Regions from separate parts of the Homo sapiens genome. Here all the other regions are linked to region 1. Evidence: chromatin contacts called from ENCODE Hi-C or POLR2A ChIA-PET data. All regions are on one chromosome and are shown on one strand. The core of a region is the stretch at or near the end of the contact, and the rest is flanking DNA. Distances in the headings are between cores, read along the strand shown. Region 1 holds the start of GPATCH8 (G-patch domain containing 8). Region 2 holds the start of TMEM101 (transmembrane protein 101). Region 3 holds the start of LSM12 (LSM12 homolog). Region 4 holds the start of HDAC5 (histone deacetylase 5). Region 5 overlaps ADAM11 (ADAM metallopeptidase domain 11).

Region 1 (2,605 bases), core at 45-2,544:
TGGGCTTAGTGGTGGGCGCCTGTAATCCCAGCTACTAGGGTGGCTGAGGCAGGAGAATCTCTTGAACCTGGGAGGCGGAGGTTGCAGTGAGCCGAGATTGCGCCACTGTACTCCGGCGACAGTGCGAGACTCCGTCTCAAAAAAAAAAAAAAAAAAAGAATACAATGTTTGAATTCTGTGTGCCCTGCCTCCCCTTAGATGGAAGCGTAGGCTGAAGCATGGGTGGGGCAAAGGGTAACAGCTAGAAAATACACACCCTTCCTCAAAAAATTACATTCCATTTGACTCTTTCAGGGCAGGGTAAGACCCATTTTTCCATTGTGTGATTTCTGTCAACTACTCTTTTCAAAAGGAGAGAAGTCCTGCCACCCTTCTATGTGTTTTATGTATTTTGGCTAAGAGTCCTGGAGCACTGGGTGAGGTCCTCAGAAGGGATGGAAAAATCCGATTCTTGACTCTCATAGTCAGCGCTAGGCAGGAGCATCAGAGATTACTGAATCCAATTTCCCTATTGTATAAAAAGGAAACTGAAGCCCAGAGAGCTTTAGTCGATCTGGATCAACTTCGGTCCCTTGTGAAATACTTCTCTCAAAGGATGGCTCGAAGTCAAGCTCCTTGCAGTCTTTGGGCCTTTGGGTCTAACGTTCCCTATGCCCCAATGCTGTAGGCTCCTCGCTGTGCCTCGGTCAAAGGTCCTTTCAGAGACTGTCCCTCTCAGCACTGTGGCCAGTTTTACTTTTTTGTGGCACTTGTTGATATTTAAAAATATTTATTTTACGAGTTATGTGAGTTCTTCCACTGGAATGAAATCCCCATAAGAGGAGATCATTCCTGTCTCGTTCACCGTTGAATCCTCAGGGTGAGCTGAGATTCGAAGCTAAGCAGTCTGGCTCTAAGGTCGCGCTTTCGGCCCAACATTATGCTGCTATTTAGTGAAGACGATGGACTTCTGCGCACACGGGGAAGCAACAGTGAGAAAAGACACCCGGAAGTGAGCAACAGCAAAACATCCAGATTTGTCCGCACGGTGCCCCCTCTGACCTTTCCCTCCGGAAGCTCTCGCGGCTCTCGGGCGGGAGTGCGCACGCGCGGCCACCGGGGTCGCTCCGGGTCGCGCGCGGAGCAGGGGCTAGAGGGAAGGGTCAGCCTCCAGGGCTGGCAGGCGCCTGCGCCGCGGGGCTCCCGTCAGGACGCGCATTCTCGCTCCCTCCCTCGGCTGCGCGCGCCCGGTGGGCGTGGGAGGAGGCGGGGAACCGGGGAGGGGTGGGTGTCGCAGGAGGGAAGGAGCGAACCGGAGAGCGTCGTCCTGAGAGGAGTGAAGGCGGCAAAATGGCGGACCGCTTCTCCCGCTTCAACGAAGACCGAGACTTTCAGGTAAACACGGGCGTCGCCGAGGATGCGGGGAAGGCGCTGGTCTAGCCCAGAACCTCCTTCATCTCCGGCTCCCAGCCCTCTTTCCTTCCAGTTTTGCTCCGACTTGCGAACCAGCTCGCTCTTCTCCCGTCTCTGCTTTCTCAAGAGGCCTCCCGGCTTGAGGGAGGCCGCATCTCCTCGCACCCGCATTCTCTTACCCCTGAAACTCAGGCCGCGGGGCTTGCGGCTTCCGCCTGTTTGGCATCGGATTTCGGAACCGGGCCTGAGCGCCGTGTGAGGGGCTGTGCCCTCCAGGTCTGCCCGATCTGTGCCGGCGAAGGGCTGGCTCCCAGGGGACAAGAGGGGTGGTTGGGTTGGGCTGAGAGGGCTTGGGGGAGAGTATTGCTGAGGCCAAGGCTTCCGAACCCCGGGATTTTGCTCTCACGGATCCTTTTGGGGTCCTTCTCTTTTCTTTCTTCACTGTGATAAATCAATTCCTTTCATTGTCTGCTTTTCCTCTTCCTTACCTGGGAAAAGGTTGCCTTCGCTATCAGACGCCTTATTGGTTAGTCATACATTGAGATTTCGCGGGGCATAAGTGTTGCTGTTATTAGGCTGTTAATTGGGCTTGGAAAGCAGTAAGTTACTGGACTATGATCCGATGTGAGCCTAACCTCAAATCCTATCTCGAAAGATTTGTGAGAAGCGTGATGATAATAGGCCGTCCACGCATGGGGTCACTAGTGCCAAAAGCTTGATTTTTCTTTCTTCAATTGCAAATGTTAGTATGGAAAAATGCCCTTACGATGGCAAGCTCTATTGAGTAAAAAATAAAGGCCAAATTAGAATAACTTGTTTTTTCGCTGTTGAAAATACCTTTCTGTTGAAATTGTTACCGCGGAAATCTCGAAGACTAAAAGGGATTTAGTAGAGATTGGCTATTTCTAGGTAAAATACATCCGTAGAGTCTCAAAAAAAAAAAAAAAACACTGCATTACTACCGCATATCCTGGCAACTGCAATTTGGGTCGGGATGAATCTCAGAACTCAAGTTTTTATCCCGCTGCAGATCCTACTCAAAGCAGTACGAAAGCACTCTAGATGTGTTTCAGAAGGCAGTTTAAAGAGTTTGAATTCCCTGAGATGATAGGATTGGTAAATAAATAGGTAAAGCAGTTTAACAATTTTAACTCAGCACTGTTAACAGTCTAGTACATAGAACGCTTATGAGAAGTTTTGCAGCAGTAAGGGA
Region 2 (2,605 bases), core at 79-2,578, 490 kb after region 1:
TGAGGCAGGAGAATCGCTTGAACCTGGGAGGTGTAGGCTGTAGTGAGCCAAGATCGCACCACTGCACTCCAGCCTGGGTGACACAGTGAGACCCTGTCTCAAAAATAAAAAAAAAGCATATATATGTAAAGCAGATATATATATATGTGTGTGTGTGTGTGTGTGCGTGTGTATCTATATCTATCTATCTATCTAATTGCCACCGTGCCAAGTGATTCAAAGGAAGGTAGCTGATGTTATGAGAACATATAAACGGGTGGGGCGTGGGAGAAGGGGCTGAGAACACACTGGAGGGGAATGCAGAGACCACCTGGATGTCTGCTGCAATTAAACTGACAAAGTATGACAATTTGGGTTACAGCGGGAGCATGGCAGCTGGAGAAATGGACTGACTTGAGATGTCCCAGATGTTCAGATCTCCTTTTTCTCTCAGGGCACAGGCAAAAGGCAAACCCAAAGAGGTGACTTTGAGCCAGGAGGACCCCTTACTTTGATCTTAACAGAAACGGGGGTTTCCTCTGGTGCGTTATGTGTATCATTTATTGAACCACTACTATGTACTAGGACCGACCTTGTCACATTTAAAGTTCACAACTCTGGCCTGGCGCGGTGGCTCATGCCTGTAATCCCAGCACTTTGGGAGGCCGAGGCGGGCGGATCACGAAGTCAGGAGATCGAGACCATCCTGGCTAAGACGGTGAAACTCCGTCTCTACTAAAAATACAAAAAATTAGCCGGGCGTGGTGGCGAGAGCCTGTAGTCTCAGCTACTCAGGAGGCTGAGGCAGGAGAATCGCTTGAACCCAGGTTGCGGAGGTTACAGTGAGCCAAGATCGTGCCATTGCACTCCAGCCTAGGCGACAGAGTGAGACTCCGTCTCAAAAACAAAACAAAACAAAAAAAAAAGAAAAAAAAAGTTCACAACTCTGAGGTAGGTGTAATTATCCCCATTTCATGATGAGTCTCATAAAGTTTAGGTGATGTGCCCAGAATCACACAGGGTTGGAATCAGGATTAGGGCCCTGATCGGGCTGCATTCAAAGACCAGTTTGCTTCAATACATCATACTACGGTCCAAGACTTCTGCTATCCTGAACCCACTGTTCCTTCCTCTAGTCTAGTTTTCAAATTCGCAGGGACAAATATGGCCCTGAAGGCTCCATGAGCAGACGAGAAGGCTGGACTTCGCAACTGGGTCACCTTAGATCCGGAACTAGAGAATGACACCGTTGTTTCCGGGAGGAAAAAGAAAAAGCGCTTGACCCGGAAGCTGCGTGTCCCATCCCCGCGCCTGCTTCTCTGACTGGGGTGAGGCCGCAGCGGACTGCCCTTTCCCAAGATGGCGTCGAAGATAGGTTCGAGACGGTGGATGTTGCAGCTGATCATGCAGTTGGGTTCGGTGCTGCTCACACGCTGCCCCTTTTGGGGCTGCTTCAGCCAGCTCATGCTGTACGCTGAGAGGGCTGAGGCACGCCGGTGAGCAGGCCTACGCAGCCGCTAAACGCGGCAGGGGGCGGTGATGTGGGCAAGAAATTGGGGGCTAGAAGTCGGGACCCTTGAACTGGGAGGAATTGGGACCTCCCTGGGAGGGGTTCTGGTCTGGGTGTCGGACCAAATCTGGTAGGGCGGTCCTGCCCATGGGAGGGGAGTCTGGTTTGGGGGAGCAGTGGAGCCTGTGGGAACTCAAGGGGTCTCAAGCTTCTTCCCCCACCGCTTCATTCTGTCCTCGTTGCTTCCCCACTCCCGGCTCGCAGGAAGCCCGACATCCCAGTGCCTTACCTGTATTTCGACATGGGGGCAGCCGTGCTGTGCGCTAGTTTCATGTCCTTTGGCGTGAAGCGGCGCTGGTTCGCGCTGGGGGCCGCACTCCAATTGGCCATTAGCACCTACGCCGCCTACATCGGGGGCTACGTCCACTACGGGGACTGGCTGAAGGTGAGCGCCTCGGCCCCAAAAGGGTCTTCCCTCTGGGTGACGGGGAATCAGAGGCCAATGCCCAGGGCTGTTGGTGGGCGATGAATGGTGCTGGCCAGCTGCACAGTGTGAAGCCTGGGAGGTTCGAACCCCTTGGCTTATGGAGATTACAGAGCGCAGAAATGGATCTTAGAGACCACACAAACTTCCTCTTCAAAGTGTGGAAACTGAGGTCTAGAGATGGGAAACAGACTTTCCCAAAGCCACAATACAGGATACTGGTGGGACCAGAACCCCGGTCACCTGGTTCCCAGAATCTTTTAAACTGTTAGTTTAGTAATCTCAGACTCATGGGGTACAAAGGACCTTGGAGAGTACCTAGTTTTCATAAAATAAATTTTATGAAAATGTAATTACTGTTAGTATAGCATTTAAGCCAGAACCTGTGCCAGGCCCTGCAGGCTGGAGATAAGGTTGGACAAAGGCACTGTCCTTGAGGAAGAGACTGTCAGACCCTTAGGGGAGGAAGATGTGTGAACAGCTACAGGGCAGCAAGATCAATGTTTTTGTGGCATAGATCCCATGCCATGTAGAATAAAGAACACCAAGATTAGAGTCTACAGATCTGAGAGTGGGGAAGGGAGAAACACATTGTGTCTGGGTTCTGCCACTTACTGGCAGGTAGGACCTGC
Region 3 (2,605 bases), core at 50-2,549, 440 kb after region 1:
ACAGCCATTGGTGGTAGTAGGGCTTGAAAATGCACGCTCATAGTCCTTTGCATAAGATTAAGAAAACGACTGTTTTGTACATCAGACGGACATTCAAGGGCAGGGGCGCAAAACCCCTCCTCCAAGCCCCTTTTTGTCACTATCCGCTGCTCCTCATTCCTGCCTTTTGCCTGGCTTTCTGGGAGAGAGGGCAAAAAGGGAGAAGGGGAAGTGTCTTGACTTCTAAGAGTGATGGGTGACTAAGGGGGAACTACCATTTATTAAAGACCTAGTACATGCCATGCACTTATACCCGTTACCGCATTTAAACCTCCTAACTATGAGGTAGGTATTATTATGTAACAGAGTATAGCAGTAAATAGCACCGTCCTTGGAAATAGGCAGACTGTTTTTGCTAGTTGTGGAACCGTGGACAAGTTTAGTCTAAAACTTAGTTTATGTAAAAGGAGGACATTGATTCCTACCTCAAAGGGCTGTTAGATGCTCAAGAAGTGACAATACAAATGCCTATGAAGAAACAGGATCAGGTAATTTGCTTGCTCAAGGTCAGGTGATTTAGTAAGAGGCTGACCTCGGATTCTGGTTCCAGCTTATCTAACTCCACAGCCAATGTTCTTTCCACTATCACTCAGTAGTTATAATCATCTTTTTTTGTTTGTTTGTTTGTTTTGAGACAGAGTCTCGCTCTGTTGCCCAGGCTAGAGTGCAGTGGCACAATCTTGGCTCAGTGCAACCTCCGCCTTCCAGGTTCAAGAGATCCTCCAGCCTCAGTCCCCCTAGTAGCTGGGATTACAGGCACGCGCCACCGTACCCGGCTAATTTTTGTATTTTTAGTAGAGACGGGGTTTCACCATGTTGGCCAGGCTGGTCTCGAACCCCTGACCTCAGGTGATCCACCCGCCTCGGCCTCCCAAAGTGCTGGGATTACAGGCGTGAGCCACCGCTCCCAGCCTTATAATCATCTTGTCCAAGTATCGTTAAGTCCTCTGAGGCTCTGATTCCTCATATGCAAAATGGGGTTAACATATTTTATAAAATTCATTCATTAAACTCTTGTGTGGAAGGTGTGCATATAATGGAGACTGCAGCTCCCTCCTCTTTCCCCTTTTCATTCCACGTAGGTCATTTATCCTTAACTTCTAAAATGGACTCTACAAGCACTTAACCGAGCGGACGCAGCTATACAAATACTTTTCAGATTCCCCTTTATTTCCTCTTCTTTCCCACTCCACCTAGGATCCCGCCCCAACCAGCGCCAGGCCACGCCCCGGCGTGTGACGCAAGCACGCTCCGTGCGCGCCGTCGCGTCGCGGCGCTCACTGGGGGCCCGGCTTTCGCCCGCTGCTGCCGCCGCCGCCGCCGGCCGCGGCTGCACTCCCAAGATGGCGGCTCCTCCGGGCGAGTACTTCAGCGTTGGGAGCCAGGTGTCGTGCCGGACGTGCCAGGAGCAGCGGCTGCAGGGCGAGGTGGTAGCCTTTGACTACCAATCCAAAATGCTGGCTTTAAGTATCCTTCCCTGCGTGAAGCCCGAGTCCGGGCCGGCGTGTAGGTGCGGTGGTCGGGGGGTGGGGGACGACGGCGGCGGCTGGGGCTCTCTCCGGGCCTAGGGGCGACCGGCTACCGCGGCGCCCGGGGCGCATGCGCACGGCCCTGAGCTCCCCTCCCCCTCCCGCGGGCCCTTCGGTCAGCTTTGGGGATCCTGTCTCTCTCTCTTTGCGGGAGCTGGGGCTTTACCGAGGATCAGTGGGTGGAGGAGGGCTTGACACGGGGATGGCTTTTTGGGGGGAACGTTATGAGAGGGGACACAGTAATTAGGAGAGGGGGTGGTGGTGGGAGGGGGCTGATGGATTGGAGCCCGGATGGAAAGGAGGGGCGGGTGAAATATTATGGGGAGGGGTGTTTAGGGTAAGGAACTGCTGGTAGGGCAAAGGTATGGAATTTAGGAGGGCATGTGCACTGATGGGATTTCGTCCAAGGAAGGGCGGTGGGATGGTGACCAAATTGGTCCTTGCCTGTTTTGGGGGAGAGTAAGTTCAGGGCAGAGTTTGTATCTGAGCTAGGGATAGTGGCTTGTTTCGCTGATGCGTGTGTATGTGTGGTGGGGGGGCTGTGCTGATTTTTAGGCTTCTCGGTCATTTGGAAGTTGCTGTTTAGGGGATGTTTGCACTGGAAACCTGTTCCAGAGAGGGCTTGCCAGGGGCTTATGTGGTTTGGGGATGTGTGAGTTACAGGTGAAAGAGTGAAGTTCTCATGCTGCCTTGATCAGTCCAGCACATGGAGTCCTTTTACGTAGTAGCAGCCTCCCTTTTGAAAGTAGCAATGTTAAACTGATTGGAAAAGGTGGCCTGCTTCTTTGGGGTGGAAGTGACTTCTGAATTACTCCAGGAAACTCAGTCTTGGAAATGAAACACTTCCTTGTTGGGATAAATGTGCCACGGCTTCCCTTTTTATGTGAGCCACAGGTGGGTTTATTGGAATTTTTTTTTGGAGGAGTAATTTTTTATGGCATCTTTTTTTTTTTTTTTTTTTTAAGATGGAGTCTCGCTCTGTCGCTAGGATGGAGTGCGGTGGCGCAATCTCGGCTCACTGCAACCTCCGACTCCCT
Region 4 (2,605 bases), core at 75-2,574, 380 kb after region 1:
GTCTCGCCATGTTACCCAGGCTGGTCTTGAACTGGGCTCAAGCAATCCTCCCGCCTCGGCCTCCAAAGTGCTAGGATTGATGACAGGCAAGAGCCAATGCACCTGGCCCCTTTAAAACTTTTTTTTTTGAGGCAGAGTTTCACTCTTGTTGCCCAGGCTGGAGTGCAATGGCACGATCTTGGCTCACTGCAACCTCCGCCTCTCAGGTTCAAGGGATTCTACTGCCTCAGCCTCCTGAGTAGGTGGGATTACAGGCGCCTGCCACCACGCCCGGCTAATTTTTTTGTATTTTTAGTAGAGACGGGGTTTTACCATAATGGCCAGGCTGGTCTCAAACTCTTGACCTCAGGTTATCCGCCTGCCTCCGCCTCCCAAAGTGCGGGGATTACAGGCGTGAGCCACCATGCCCGGTCCCCTATAAAACTTTTAATGTCTGGATAATATTTTACTGAATGAATGTCTCCTGCTTTGCTTGCCAATTCCCTATCGATGGATATTTAGGTTGTTTTCAACTTTTCACATCATTACAAACAATCTCATGTTCATTTTTTAACATAACAACGTTTATTTATTTGGAATACATTTTTGTTAGTGGAATTGCTGGGTCATTGACAAATTGTCTAGGTCTAATTAAACATGTTCATACTGTGTACCAAGAGGAGATGTAGCGTGGATGGCACCAAAGTCAGGGAAGTCTTTCCGGCTCCTGGTCTGCTGGTCTGCCCTTTTGAAGGCCTTGGAGTGTTACAGCCATACCCTGGCCTTTCCCAGGCTTTTCTTTCCCTGGCACGGATGCAGTGTGTGCGGTCAGAGCTGGCGAGTTCGAGACTTGTCCGAACCATCCACCCGCAGCCAGGCCCCGCTGCAGAGGCTGCGGTGGCCCTCCCAGCCCCTGGGAATCTATCCCCAGGTCCCCTCCCCGACCGCGGGAGGGCGTGTTAGGGGAGCAGCTTAGGCAAGCGACGATTGCACCATCCACGTTTTGAAAAGAAAGTCCGGGGAGCGCAAGGAGGAAACTTTTACAATCCAAAGGTTGAGCCCCAGCATCCATACTCGGCCCCTGCAGCGATCCTTCCACTCCTGCTCGCTGGGTTCCGATCCCTTCCCTTCCACCCCGTCTCGGCCGAACCCTGTGCTGGGCACTGGCCCTTTAAGGAGCTGTCACGATGGCGTCGCTGGCCCCGCCCGGCGGGGAGGGCCGAGAGGCAGGGGAGGGGTTGGTGGTGGCTGCGGGCAAGGGGAAGGCGGGGGGGGCTGGGGGGGGGGTCTGGGTCTATTTTTAGCTCCGGGTCGGGTCACGTGACGGGAGTGACGTCTCCGAATGTTGTTGTTGGTGGCGGCGGCGAGCGGAGCCGGAGGAGCCGCCGCAAAGATGGAGGAGCCGTCGAGGAGGTGCTGCCGCCGCTGCCGCCGCCGCTGCTGCCGCCGCCGCCCGCGAAGCCGGAGCTCGAGCCGCAGCGGGTGAGCGCGCCGCCCCGGCCCAGATCCCATCTTCCCCGGACCCCGGGACGCGAGGCGGCGCCCCCTCCTCCTGCTGTCTCTGTCCGCGGGCTCCCAGCGCGCGCGCCGCGCTCCGCGCCCCCCTTCCTTCCTCCCGGCCCTGGGAGCCAGCCGGCGCCCCCCGGGAGCATCGGCAGCCCGTGAGCGGGACATCGGGGTTGCTGCGCGCGCCCCTCCCTGCCCCTCCCAGACAGGGGCGCCTTCCCTACAGGTAAGGGAGGGGCCCGCCTTCTCGCGCCCTGCGCCCCCAAATGGCTCGGAGACCGGCCGGGGTTGTCTGATTTGCCCCTTCCCTGGCGGCGCATGTTGCGTTGCAGAGCCATTTGAGCCCTGCACCCGGATTCTGTGCAGACCCCTCTTCGCTGGACACCCCTTTCTTGGTACTCTGAGGTGAGGGGTGCTGTCCACCCAGAGCGCTTCTCCCCATAGCTACGAACGCATCCTTGATTTTATGTCCTTGACTTCCGTGCATGAGGAGGGGGACTGCGGAGTCCACCTTACTTCTCTCTCCCATTATTCTCACCCCGTCTCCTGTGAGGCGTTACTGCGTTTGTTGCCACCCTCTTCTCCTGTCTGACACCTTGGAGCCAGGATGCGAGAGCTAGGAGATGAAATGGAGCTCCCCCCCAACCCCTTCTTGTCTTGGGTGGATGCCCCCCATTTTTCATCCTGGATCTGTATCTCATGGAAGCGGGGGCACTACCAGTGCCTTATTAACTTGGGGGGAGTCAGCTTCTCCACCCCACCCTTCCCTGGGGCCCTGGGGAAGATGAGAACTGGCTGGGTGTAAGTAATTAATCTGGGAGCTTGGTGGGGGCTGTTGAAGTGGGGAGGTTGGGTGCTTCCTTTGGGAGAGGAGATGACCACTTGATACCCCTGGCTGATACCCCTTCTGAAATGAGGTGTGTCCCTAAAGAGGAAAGGTAACAGCTGCAGTTGCTTTTAGGAGGGTGCAAAAGGGACCCATCACTCAGTCAGTGACCACCATGCTTTTGGGATCTGGGATTAGATTTGGAGCTTGGGGAGGTGGTGGTGATTGGTTTCAGTGTCCAACTGGGAGGGGAGGATGGAGCCAGATTATGGGAACAAAAGGAGGTGGGGGGGA
Region 5 (2,605 bases), core at 61-2,560, 270 kb before region 1:
AGAGCCGTCCGCCAGCTGCACGTGGCCTCCCCTGGGGAAGTGACACAGCCAGCCTCAGCCCCCTGTCTCCTAACCCCCAGCACAGCTGCAACCTCCCCTCCCTAGTCTTGGTCCTGGCCAGCACCTGCAGTCCAGCTCCTTGCCCTGGTGGTAGAAGGTGACACTACTGATGTCTCCCACCAGGTCCCCTAGCCGAGGAGCTCCAGAGATGTTGACACAGAGGAGGAAGCCACACAGCACGTCCCTGTTGGGGCATATAGAGACAGTGAGCCCCAAGTTTGACCTCAGACTCAACTACTGAACTCTAATCTGCCCTCACCCTGCACCCTGCCACCTCATTTGCCACGTGCCCGCCCATTGGGACTGACAGGCTCCTCCTGGGAGAACCTGCTGCCCCATCTCTGAAAAGTCTCACACCTGCCCTGGAGCTGAGAGGCCCTCTGGGAGCCTCAGTACTCACTGCTTACTGCACTGGACCCAGCCAGATCCCTTGCGCCCACAGCTCCCACGCTCCGTCCCCTCCACATTCAGCTTCTCGTAGCAGAAGCGATCAGCAGCCGCTGTGGGGAGAGGATGCCAAGTGACCCCACGCGCCCCAGGACCCACCCCAAGACCTCAGGCCTGCATCTCCCACACTCTGCCTGGGTCCCTGAGATCCTGGGGAGCTACACACTTGGGGGCCTGTTCAGCTGGAACCCACTCTCCCCAGCTTCTCAGCTCTGGGTCCTCCGGAGTCCCCACTCCCAGCCCTAGCCAGACTCACCATGGCCCCAAAGAACCTGGCACTGCCGGTCCCGGGTTTTGCAGCGACCTCCGTAGCAGCGGCCCTGAGAGTCCAAGAATTAAGAGGCAAGGGATGGAGATGCTGAGTGGTCAGAGTGGAGACAAGAGACTGCCCTGAATCCCAGGCTCAGGGGGCAGCCATCATACCTGCTCATGGTCACAGTAGTAACCGTCCAGCTTGTGCAGGTTAGGCGGGCACTGTGGAGAGAGGGGTGGGGTTGAGCGGAGCAGTCCCAGGACTGGAGCTGAGGGCTGCCCCAGGGAGGAATGCTGGGGTACCAAGTGCCCCCCATTGGGGGCTCATGCCACAGGGCTCTTCCACGCCTAGGACAAGCGATCTGTCTGGTTCTGGACCCAGACCACACGGATTTGCAAGCCCCAGAGCCGCTCCAGCCTCCCTCCCTCGTAGGGCTGGGAGATAAATGCCTGGCATGTAATTAGGTTGTAATAGATGTTAACTAATATTATCGTCTACTCTGATCCCTAACCTACACCAGGCACCGGGCCAGGCGCTGGGAATACCAGCCAGACGATACATTCTGGTTTAATGATTGAAGGAACAAGGCCAGGAGCATGAAGAACCCCTTTCTCAGATAAGAAAACAGTCTGATCAGTGGAGGTCGATGCCAGCTGTGGAGAGGAGGGGAGTGCTGAGCACTCGTCCGGGAAAACCAAATCGACAAGGGTAGGGGTTGCCTCGCCCAGGGCTCCACAAGACGGCGGGGCCGGGCGGACCTGGCTAGAGTCCCCGGTGCAGGTCTCCGCGATGTCGCACTCGTTCACGGCCTCTCGGCAGGACACACCCCGTGGTTCGTACTAGGGAAGAGACGCGCTCCTCGAGTCAGGCAGGATGGATGCCTCGGCCCTGCCCTCCCCAGGCCCCTCGCTCTCTGGACCCCCACATCCCCGGGCCCTCCAGCTCCCCAGGGCCCCGTTTCAGGCCTGTTCTTATTTCCCTGCTCCCACCACCTCTTGAACGCTCCCCACCTCGCTCCCAGCGCACTCAGCACCGCCCCCAAGCCCGCCCACCTTCCCGCCCCTCCTTGATTCTGGGCAGCCTTCCCTTCCCGCTCCTCGTAGCCCCGCCTTCAACATCCTTCAGCCCCGCCCCTTGCTCCCCATTGGCGCTGTCTTCGCATCAAGCCCTGCCCCAGAGGCCTTCGTCCCCGAAGGCTCCGCTTCCCTCCCTAGCTCCCACCCCTTATATGAAGGCCTCCAATCGCTCCTCCTGCGTCCTGGCCCCGCCTCCCGGCCGGTCCTGCTTACCTTGCAGCGGCGACAGCAGAGCCCGTCGCTGCACATGGCGTCGTGAGTCAGGGTGCATTTCTTGCAGCAGTTGCCACCTGCGCGGCTGCACTCCTGAGGGACGCGGGAGGAGGGGAAGGAGGCGGGCGAGCCCTAATCCTCCCACTCAGACGCTCCCTCGTGCCCACCCCCGCATCCCGGTTCCCCACCTGGCGCCCGCACCACCGCTCACCTGCACCGAGCCGCAGTCGCACTCCTCCCCTGCCTCCACGAAGCCGTTCCCGCACTCTGGGGGGTCCAGGAGCTGGACCGGGAGGACAGGTCGGGAGTCTGGCCCGGACCCCGCCCAGGGCCCGCTCCCATGCTCCCCGCCGCGGGGCTGGTACCTTGAGGGGCTTGTTGAAGAGGCAGCTGCCACCACCCTCCTGCAGAAACTGGTTGTACTCGTCGATGCTACAGCGCGAGAACTTGCGGGGCAGGTAGAACCTGGATAGGGCGAGGGGAGGTGCTGCTGGCTGCTCCCCTCCAACCCACCCTCACCCCTCTCAAGGCTGGGGAGGGGGTACACTGGGGGACT

The links. Hi-C counts contacts between places; a loop is a spot of excess contacts on that map. ChIA-PET counts read pairs that join two places held with the same protein, here RNA polymerase II (POLR2A). Pooled maps may share reads with other maps.
Region 2: a loop to region 1 is called in a map of CD4-positive, alpha-beta T cell, with 10 times the contacts of the local background. The contact joins the promoter of TMEM101 here to the promoter of GPATCH8 in region 1. A Hi-C loop is called at or near these places in 4 of 168 maps with a recorded cell type or tissue (CD4-positive, alpha-beta T cell, CD4-positive, alpha-beta memory T cell, CD8-positive, alpha-beta T cell and 1 more), 1 of 37 single-sample maps with no recorded cell type and 11 of 50 pooled maps. POLR2A ChIA-PET finds 5 or more read pairs at or near these places in 1 of 52 experiments (H1).
Region 3: a loop to region 1 is called in a map of CD14-positive monocyte, with 7 times the contacts of the local background. The contact joins the promoter of LSM12 here to the promoter of GPATCH8 in region 1. A Hi-C loop is called at or near these places in 1 of 168 maps with a recorded cell type or tissue (CD14-positive monocyte), 5 of 37 single-sample maps with no recorded cell type and 12 of 50 pooled maps. POLR2A ChIA-PET finds 5 or more read pairs at or near these places in 3 of 52 experiments (HEK293T, activated CD4-positive, alpha-beta T cell and activated T-cell).
Region 4: a loop to region 1 is called in a map of naive thymus-derived CD4-positive, alpha-beta T cell, with 17 times the contacts of the local background. The contact joins the promoter of HDAC5 here to the promoter of GPATCH8 in region 1. A Hi-C loop is called at or near these places in 1 of 168 maps with a recorded cell type or tissue (naive thymus-derived CD4-positive, alpha-beta T cell), 1 of 37 single-sample maps with no recorded cell type and 10 of 50 pooled maps. POLR2A ChIA-PET finds 5 or more read pairs at or near these places in 3 of 52 experiments (MCF 10A, Panc1 and naive thymus-derived CD4-positive, alpha-beta T cell).
Region 5: a map of B cell shows a loop between it and region 1 (28-fold over the local background). The contact joins the enhancer-like site here to the promoter of GPATCH8 in region 1. A Hi-C loop is called at or near these places in 2 of 168 maps with a recorded cell type or tissue (B cell and naive thymus-derived CD4-positive, alpha-beta T cell) and 8 of 50 pooled maps. POLR2A ChIA-PET finds 5 or more read pairs at or near these places in 5 of 52 experiments (WTC11, activated B cell, activated CD4-positive, alpha-beta T cell and 2 more).

Annotation. Positions count from the first base shown.
Region 1 is chr17:44,502,095-44,504,699 of GRCh38, reverse strand. It overlaps GPATCH8 (G-patch domain containing 8), which reads left to right and starts at 1,294. Exons shown (of 8, transcript NM_001002909.4): 1 at 1,294-1,374. The coding sequence starts at 1,330. RefSeq lists a silencer at 1,011-1,360 and an enhancer at 1,461-1,560.
Region 2 is chr17:44,013,686-44,016,290 of GRCh38, reverse strand. It overlaps TMEM101 (transmembrane protein 101), which reads left to right and starts at 1,328. Exons shown (of 4, transcript NM_032376.4): 1 at 1,328-1,475; 2 at 1,754-1,934. The coding sequence starts at 1,339. RefSeq lists an enhancer at 986-2,185.
Region 3 is chr17:44,065,365-44,067,969 of GRCh38, reverse strand. It overlaps LSM12 (LSM12 homolog), which reads left to right and starts at 1,299. Exons shown (of 5, transcript NM_001371445.1): 1 at 1,299-1,506. The coding sequence starts at 1,383. RefSeq lists silencers at 1,217-1,336, 1,627-1,766.
Region 4 is chr17:44,122,360-44,124,964 of GRCh38, reverse strand. It overlaps HDAC5 (histone deacetylase 5), which reads left to right and starts at 1,324. Exons shown (of 27, transcript NM_005474.5): 1 at 1,324-1,461. RefSeq lists an enhancer at 963-1,122 and silencers at 1,213-1,272, 1,343-1,442, 1,493-1,632.
Region 5 is chr17:44,775,121-44,777,725 of GRCh38, reverse strand. It overlaps ADAM11 (ADAM metallopeptidase domain 11), which reads right to left. Exons shown (of 27, transcript NM_002390.6): 15 at 2,415-2,514; 16 at 2,261-2,332; 17 at 2,050-2,142; 18 at 1,519-1,599; 19 at 931-981; 20 at 764-827; 21 at 461-560; 22 at 125-244; 23 at 1-31. Among named protein-coding and RNA genes, the nearest start is that of ADAM11, 17 kb to the right of the region's middle. RefSeq lists an enhancer at 1,178-1,678 and a silencer at 1,516-1,835. Within about 2 kb of position 1,310, at least 9 of the 41 ENCODE cell types and tissues checked have a DNase peak (open chromatin) inside an H3K27ac peak, as active enhancers do.